2 separate regions of the Mus musculus genome follow, and region 1 is linked to region 2. A link is a loop called in an ENCODE intact Hi-C map of the cell type or tissue named here. Cell type or tissue: heart. All regions are shown on one strand. Each heading gives the region's core, and the rest is flanking DNA. Links, peaks and the distances in the headings are about the cores only.

Evidence for each region. Hi-C counts contacts between places; a loop is a spot of excess contacts. Peaks named below come from ENCODE experiments on the same cell type or tissue, not always from the same donor. Only the 100,000 strongest peaks of a DNase experiment are listed, where the experiment ranks them.
Region 1: it touches region 2 in a loop (4-fold over the local background); 11 of 42 quality-filtered maps call a loop at or near these places.

Annotation. Positions count from the first base shown.
Region 1 is chr13:116,710,638-116,715,038 of GRCm38, forward strand. No RefSeq gene overlaps it. Among named protein-coding and RNA genes, the nearest start is that of 4930435F18Rik, 130 kb to the right of the region's middle. In heart, for the core only: a CTCF peak has its summit at 1,786; no DNase peak of the experiment used is centred there; H3K4me3 peaks cover 1,640 bases; H3K27ac peaks cover 1,022 bases; H3K27me3 peaks cover 1,238 bases.
Region 2 is chr13:115,675,264-115,679,664 of GRCm38, forward strand. No RefSeq gene overlaps it. Among named protein-coding and RNA genes, the nearest start is that of Gm25985, 560 kb to the left of the region's middle. In heart, for the core only: no CTCF peak of the experiment used is centred there; no DNase peak of the experiment used is centred there.

The DNA.
Region 1 (4,401 bases), core at 243-4,242, 1.0 Mb after region 2:
TATTGTATTTATACAGCCTGGCGGTGTCGTTACATTAAGCCCCCTCCCTTTCTTACTCCGTTTCATAAACACAGTGTAGACCACAGCTATTATGAGTTAAAAAGAGTCACATCCGTGGCTTTCCCCCTTAGTGCTATGCTTACCTTTTTGAGAATGGAGAGGTCAGCTGGAGAGGGGGAGAGAGAGAGAGAGAGAGAGAGAGAGAGAGAGAGAAGGAATAACCTAAAAGTATAAAGACAGAAGGATGATAATGTGTGTGGAGGCTTGAGGCGCGTTTTGAATCAGAAAACTGTTTCTGTAGAAGTTTTCAAGAGGAGTGACAGGTACAGTCCCTAGGCCACATTCTCTGAGCCCTTCTGCTTAATACCTTAGCACTCATTAGGTTCTGCTTTGTGAGAAAGGAAGCACTGAGGGCGGTGTGGGGTGTGTGTGTGTGTGTGTGTGTGTGTGTGTGTGTGTGTGTGTTGCTGGGTGGACTACGGCATTAGGGATGCACACTGAAGCTTGGGAGGCTCCATTCTCAGGTCTGCAAAGATTTGGGAGTTTGAGTCATTTCGTTACGGACCAGAGAGATTTTTTAAAAAATAAGTACAGCCATAAAACGGCGAGCGGGTCCTTGGAATAAACTGAAAATCTAAGTCCTCAGAGCCAGTCAACACAACACAGCAGATAGTACAGCACCAGACAGAGACCTGAACGCTCTTAGCTCCGTGTCTGTGCTCTGTGTGAGCGCCGCCCTCCTCGACCTTTGCGCATAAAAACTTGTGAGTTGGGGTTTCTCATATTCTCTTCCTCCGCCTCCTGTTAGGCCATGTCTCCTTTTAGCAGCGACTCCCAGCTGAGGACCCAAGTTCAGAATCTTCTCTATGTATAGGACCGAAAGTCAGAGTGGTGTCCCAAGGGCCAAACTGGAGATCTAACCTTCCTGGAAGGTCTCCCTTGGAAGATCCTCCCTCCCTCCCTCAGCCCTCCAGTCTGATGTTTGGAGAAAATCTCGCTTCCCAACCTCCGAATCTCATTACTCGGTGGGTTCTGTCCTTGACTGAACAAGCCTGGCTGCCAAGGGCAGGTGCCAGTTCGCTGGAGGCTAACCCTGTCTAACAGCCCCGGCTGTGCACCCCCCTCCCCCGCCCCTCTGCAGCTGCCCTTACTTCCCTTTTTTTAAATCTTTTAAAAACTCCAGAACCCTCATCATTTTTTTTAAAGGTCCTCAACGTACCGTGTTATTAAAAAAGAGGCTCTGGATCTGCAGGGGCGTTAGCAACCCAGGGGGCTAGGGGATAAGGGGACCGGGGCAGGCCCCGGGAAGAGGCATCTGGAAAGGAAGGGGGGACATTTGCATAAAGCTTTGTCTTGAACGGGCCGAGGGTTATAACGCTAATTACTCAAGATTAATGTGAAGATCGGTCTCCATTGCTCACTAAGATTTATTTAAACACCGAACTGCTGGAGGTCCAGGCTGTAAACCATCCCACCCGGCCTCGGGGCGGGACTTTCTCCTTGTGTGAAGTTTTTTTTATTTTATTGTATTTTTCCAAGTCCACCTGAGACAGAATGAGAGCTGAGGCGGGGTGAGAGGGAAAAGCCATTCTAGAGGATATTGTTCTCTAAAGTAACACCTCCGGGCCTCGGATGTATAAACAGACCAAGTGCATTTCCCAGTCTTTTCCCTTTGCAGACTTTCAAATGAAGGAAAAAAAAAAAAAAAAGCAACAAAACAAAACCTTTTAGCGTTGTTGGTACAGAGCGTAAAGGAGCAAACTTGGTGCTGGCGCGCCTCCTAGTGTCTTCAAAGGGAAGAGAAACCGTAAAGGCACGCTGCTCCACTAAGAAGGCATAGAGCCCTGAGCTGGCTCCTTCATAGGATTGCTGACAGTCATGGGGGCATGACTGTTTTATGCTGAGCATGCACACGCACATACATCCGCGGCTGCGCCCAGGATCACAGTCAGAACTTCCGGTATTCCAATTCAGACTATAAGATCGAAAGTCATCTTCTCTCAAAATATGTACCTCAAGGTAGGGAGAGTGGAGAGCCCGTAGTTAAAATTTTTCTGACTTTTCCAAAGTACTATCAGACTAGAGCCCAATTTTTAAAAAGACGTCGATTTAACACTTAATTTTTTAATGTATCTTATTTGATAGATATTATTTCCCTGTAGAAACCCTCAGGATTGCTATTTCTCTTTAGGTTCCTTGGAGATGTTGCAAAGATGATATTAATGTATGGAAAACTGAATTTTGCGCTTTAGTATCAGGCTGTGACTTGAAACAACTGGAGACTTCAGAGAATAATTTCCTGCTTTGCTGCTTCTTTCCTTGGGGGTAAATTATGTTGTGAGGAACTTCAACATCAATAAAACAACGACCTTAACACAAAGCTACTACTGAGAGAAGGGCTAGAAGAAGCAGTGGACTGTAAGCCAGAAAGCCATTGACTCCTTTTGGACAAATAGTTTTCCCAAAGGAGCCTTCGTTTTCTGTAAAGGGCATAATCCCAGTTAGCTTGCTAACACATCTTCTGCACTCAGAGAAAGTACAAACTCCAAACACACAAAGAACAAACATGGCTTTACTGAGAAGCCTGAAGATATTTTTATGAGGTGTTGAATTCATTTCCCGAAGAGACAAGTCATGCAACCCAGATTTTTGAACTTTGCTTTGAAGTGTGGATGATGTTTAAGGTTTTTACAATATCCTTAACAACATTTTTAAAAATGTTAGTTTTCATTGTCACTTAAAAAAATTCTCATCTGGAATATTTAGGCAAAAGAGAACCCTCTATAAATAAAGTGCTTTCCTTTTATGGTAATTTACACAAGGATTTGAGTCATAAAGGAGCTGGGGGAAAGATAGGGCATACAAATAACAGCAATGATGGGAAATACACATTTCTGGGTATTTGTCTGATTCCTGGTATCACTCTGAGAATTTTATTAGCCAAGACTTGAACTTGTAAAGCCATGGTTTCACTCTGAAGATCATTTGTCCCTAATTATCCCCTGCCTTCCCTCAATTTACTAGAAGGACAGGTGTCTTTTTTTTTTTTCTTTGCAAGATTTTGTTAAAAACAAAAGTCAACATCTTTCAGGAATATACAACTGGAATTCAAAGTCTCACTGGATAGGACCACAACTTAAAACTACAGTAGAGCCTCCTTAATTACCTGATATATTTTGGGGTGACATATCAGGTACATGGTGACACTGTATTAATCCTCCTGATATACTGTCTCCACCTACAGTCAGAACTGCACAATTAGAGATTCTGATGAAGCAGAAGGTGAAAAGGAACAAGTTTTCTGAGGTATTCTTCAAAATGTATCAATTTATTGGCAAATATTCCTGAATGGAAGAAAGAAAAAAATGTCCATAAAGAAGCAAGTATTTGATGGTTGTCTTATTTAACCAACTGCTCTGCAGTCCAACCATAGGTGTCACCTTACATGCCCACTTTAGTTCAGGAAACTGGAATCCAAGAATATCACAGCTTGCCTAACATCCAACATAGTTACTCTAGGGCTGAAATCGTATTTGGAGAATAATAAACAGCTACAGTTCTAAAAACCAGCACCATTCTGCTATGTGTCTTTCCTTCAATTGGTTAGCTTTCGAAAATAGTTTGGGATGCACTCAGTTACTCTCAAACTATTTGGGCACCGAGGCAAACAACCCAACCACAGCTGAGTCTGAAGGAAACCGAGCTCTTCCAAAACAGATTCCCTAGACCAGTGTGACGCACTCTGAACTCCAGGAGCTGGCTGGCCTGTGTGTGGAATTATGCTGTCTGACTGAAGGTTACACCTCTGTATTACAAACATTCAAAGGTATCCACATGTGCCTCACTTGCACTAAGTCAACACACATTGCCTTCATACTTCATTGTCTACACCCTTGGGTGTTTATAAGACGACCCAGAGGTTCTTTGCCACCCTGTTGGTCTTGTATCACTGCGACATTCTTCAAAGAGCCCCCTCATACTTAGCTGTCTTAATATTTACATTTTAACTTTAGGATATTGATATTCTTCCAGTAATACTTCTGAGCCAAGAAAGAAATCCTCTTCCAAATTTTTATAATAACTATTATATGTCATTGGCTATTATATTAGTTGGGTTTTTGTGTGGGACACCACTATTTTATGTAAACTCTACAACTGTCACATTTAGTCAGAAGTTAGTTAAAATGGTAGAAAAGCATTTAAACGAAATTGACTGCAGTCCACCTTCCAGGAAGTTATGTTTTTATGCCCTATTCTTGACTCAGGACCAAAAGAGCTGTCACTTTCCAATCTTCTCTACCTGAATCTCATTAAGCAGGAACAGTCTAGAATTCTAAATGCAATGGCCAGACCGGTTCTCTTATCACGGCCTTTGCTGCCACCTGCTGTCCACCCTACAGT
Region 2 (4,401 bases), core at 229-4,228:
TAACTTCCTACAACATAGTAAATTGATAATGTTTACATGTTTTGTTGATGCCTTTCAGATTTCATCAGATGAATATATTGCATGAAGGATGTGTGTGGCCTTTTGTACTACTCAAGAGCAAGAAGGGTGATGGTCTGTTGGCATTTAAACATACTTTCTCATTTTGAACTATCGTTTGAAAAATAAGTTTGCACACTCTAGTTATTTACCATCTTTGTTGTGGGCGGATTGGAGCAAACTCTCCAGGCGTTTAACAGTCCTCACCATACTAAACGGTATCAGATTTACTGTTTTCGTTACTATACTACTCCAGTCATAGTGAAGCCAGTAGACACATCCATGTTCAGAAGTGTCTATTTTTCATTCATCTCCTGCAGTTTTGACTTAGCACGCCTGCATTCATTCATTCCGCTGAAAGAAGAACCATGTGAACTATACAAGAGAAAAGTGAACGGGAATGTGCAGTTCATAATAATAACTAATATGACAAATGTTCATGTGTGATAAGATATTGCCAGTCTACCAGGATTTATCTGCAGGACTCAAAACACAAGGATGCTGATTCTCATCTTCCCGAGGTTATCACTGAGGCCACGAAGACCTTTCTCATACATGAAATAAATGCAACAGTCTTAAATTGAAACTCGATGAGCATGATACCTTTCTTTGGTTCATATCAGAACTCATTATTAATCCTAATTTTATTTGTGTAAGGGAAACATTGCAATCATCATTATCAAATTGTATTCTCAGCCAGCAGAAAATCACAGATTTTAGATCTAAGACTAGAACGTTTCTGACATGAGCCATGCCATGGGCCTGGTGTAGACTGGAAATGTGTTTGAGACCTGCATCCCTTCTCACACCCCCCCTTCATTCATTTGTTATGCCTTTAACAAAGAGTGTTTTCTGTGCTTACAACCATAGCCTTTGTAAAGCAGTAAAGGATACCATTTGCAAAGTGTGACTCTCCAGTTTAGTATGCACTCATGGCAAGGAAGTTTCTAAAATCACTTCCACTGCCAGCCATCTTTTCTCGACAACAAAAGATCTCGATCTTGTGATGTTTAGTGAGTAATAACAGTGATGTTTGCTTGTTTAATTCATGCCTGTGGGAATGAGCTCTTTAGACAAAAACTTGGACATTTTGAAACTTTAGAGATACAAGGTGCTGTTAATTTGGTCAGAGAAAGCCTGTACACACCAACAGCCTTAGTCACGGAACTTTTAGTAATTTCACCTGGATTGAACATGTAAAATCGAGGGTGACTCAGAGGGCCTTTACCTCTGGTCAAGCTCTTAGGTCAGGATAAAATTATGTAACGTCATAAGGACACTGCAAAACTTTTGTTAGCAGGAAATATTGGATGACATATGAGTTTTATTTGCAGGAACGTTGTCTCTCCTTTGTGTTATGAAGGTTTCTCATTTTTTTGTTCTTCTCTCTTTTTCATGGCCAAATTCTGTTTGAATTTTCCTTACACATCACAGAAAAGAAAGGAAGTGTTAATGACAGATATGATGCGAATCGGTGTTTCCTATCTTATTTTCTCCTTATTTCTCTGGGAGCTCCGGTTCAGTCTAAACCATCCTGTAAACCCTTATTTAGCAAAAGGAGACAGGATGGGGTTTCCTCCAGGCTTTCCACACTGGAATATTGAAATAGCAGGGAAGGGCAGAAAAGCCCATAATGCTTCATTAGTTAATTGTGCAGAGTACAGCTCTTTAGGAGTAAACAAGTGAAGGACATTTGCTGAATGGCCATCCTCCTCGTCACGCATATTATGGCCTAATGATGCTAGTAATGGCGGGTGGCTCCTGGAGAGTCATCTGTCAAATTAGCACATTGAATTATTTATTGCCTCGGAGTAAAATTGTTGAAAGGTAGCAGCTGAGATGTGGTTTGTATAAATCTAAAATTCAGGGGGTGGGGGGTAGGGAGAACAGCAGAAAATTCATACAGCTGCTTGAAGGGTATACTTGCTTTTAAAAAGTTGTGTTTAATTACAATAGACTTATTGGATAAAGCACACATGTGTGTGTGTGTGTGTGTGTGTGTGTGTGTGCGTTTCAAATCTTCAATGCTATTATTTATAGTATGCTGACCAAAAGCTCACCTTACTAGTTATTTTAAGTCTCCATAACTCATTTCAACTACATCATCACTGTAAAAACCAAACAGGGCATCAGTTGTTATTCGGAGTTGTGCCCAGGCTTTAACACAGGGAGTGTGGTTCCTGATGTCCACTTCAAATCCCTGTTCATGATTTCATGAAATACTGTGCTATCTAAGATTAAAAAAGAGAGAGATAGAAAGAAATAAAAATGAAAAGAAAAGTTTGTTGTTCTGGATCCTAGTGGAAAAATCTTCAAACTGAATTCATTATAAAACAGAATAAATATGGTAAGAATAACAAATTTGAAATTTAATGCCTTAAAAGACCTTGTTGAGAGAGTGAGAGAAAGAGAAAGGAGAAAGAGAAAGAGAGAGAGAGAGAGAGAGAGAGAGAGAGAGAGAGAGAGAGAAAGAGAAAGAGAGAAACAGAAAGAAAGAGAAAGAGAGAAAGAAAAGAGGTGTGGGACAAGAGAGAGACACAGAGAAAGAAGGGGGAAAGAAAGAGGGAAGGGGAAAGGAAGGAAGGGAGGAAGGAACAAAGAAATGGAGAGAGGAAGAGGACAGTTCACCAATTTCCATGGCCCTTATTATTTATTATTTTAAATAATAATAATCTTAATTAGATAATTATTTGGCAAGATTTGGAATTGATTATAAAAAAGGTCACTAATTTCAAATCAGCAAAATACCCTCATGTATTAAATGGTCTCATAAGTGGTATTTGAGTATCTGTCTCAATTTAAAAAAAATTATGAACGGTTATGTGCTGCTAAGGATACACACATGGCTTTTCATATTCTTTTTTTTTTTTTTAATCAGGGACAGCACAGTTTATTCTCAGTATGTCCTGGAGAATTTAGGAGCAGAGACCTTAAAATTTCTGGGCTGACCAGGGATCTTATTAATACTTTCCAAAAAAATGTTTTCCCCTTGAATAGGTAAAGGTGGCTACTGAATTAGTGGAAGAATCTTTAGGAGAATATAACACAGTCTTAATAGATTGTTAATTATAAAATTATACTTTGTTTCCCTCTACATGTCCCCTATCCCACACTTCCCATATCCATCCTAAATTCATTACTGTTCTCACCATCTCTACAACACAAGAACACCAAAACCATGCCTTATTGACCCTCGCAGGTAACAACAGAATGACTGAGAAATGCAAGTGTAGATTGCAGGGCTCAAGACAGAAGAGAAATGACATCCATCAAGAAAAGAAGGATTAGTGTCACATTTCACAATGCAGTTAAAAACAACCTGTTATTCGCAGATGAAGTTGAATTGTTTGCCCTTATCATTCTATTTTTGCCCCCAGGTTTATGCAATTTCTTTTATGGTTAAGTTATATTCATTCATGATTATGTGTATGTGTGCCTACCTGTGATTAAGTGCCAAGTGAGTGCTGGTGCCTACAGACTACAGAAGATGACATCATATTCTCTGGAGCTGTAGTTACAGGTGATTTTACACCTCCCACAGTGTGCTTGAGAGAGAAACTCCAGGTGTCTGTAACAGCAGTGTGCCCTCTTAACCAGTGAGCTATCTACCCATGTCTGCAGGTTATGTGGCTTTAAAGATCAGACTTTAGCCTGTTGCTAGTGGTTTCCATCCTGTCCATTGTATTTGTTTCTCTTCCACTCTCCTTCCTTTTAATCTTTGTCATTAAAGCTCTTCTCTCTGATGGACACTCTTCACTTAGATTCTGCACATTCTGGCATTTCCTTCATTTTCTTCCTTATCCAGATCTTCTAGAACCTTATCATTATATTAACACTGTGTTTAAGTCCACTTTGGGTTTCAAGTTGGCAGCAGAGTTATGAGAACTTCTATACGTATCCTTCTGTCCAATATGCTAAAGATAAGGTTGAGAATTGTTACACTAATCCGTTCACTCTTCAATGTGGAAAAGATTTCTTCTGCCTCATATTTATGTATTAAAAATAACCAATGATTTAACTATTCATATGAATATTCTTAATTACATTCTTAAGTGTTACATAAAAAGCAGTAGGTAAAAAATTTCCAGTCTATAAAGCTGTGAGCAGTCAACTTTTAAAAGAAATTTATTTATTTTTACCAGCATATTTATCTAACATAAAACATGTTTTCTGGATTGAGTCAGGATACCATCTTCTGATTCTGTAACATTTTAAAACCCTAAGACCTTCTACTTTGCCTTCTAAGGAGCTATACATATGAGCTCTGGGACAGGGGACAGGGACTTCTGGAGCTGAAGCATCTACATTTGTTGTATGGCTAGTATCCCAAACAGGTAGAAGCTT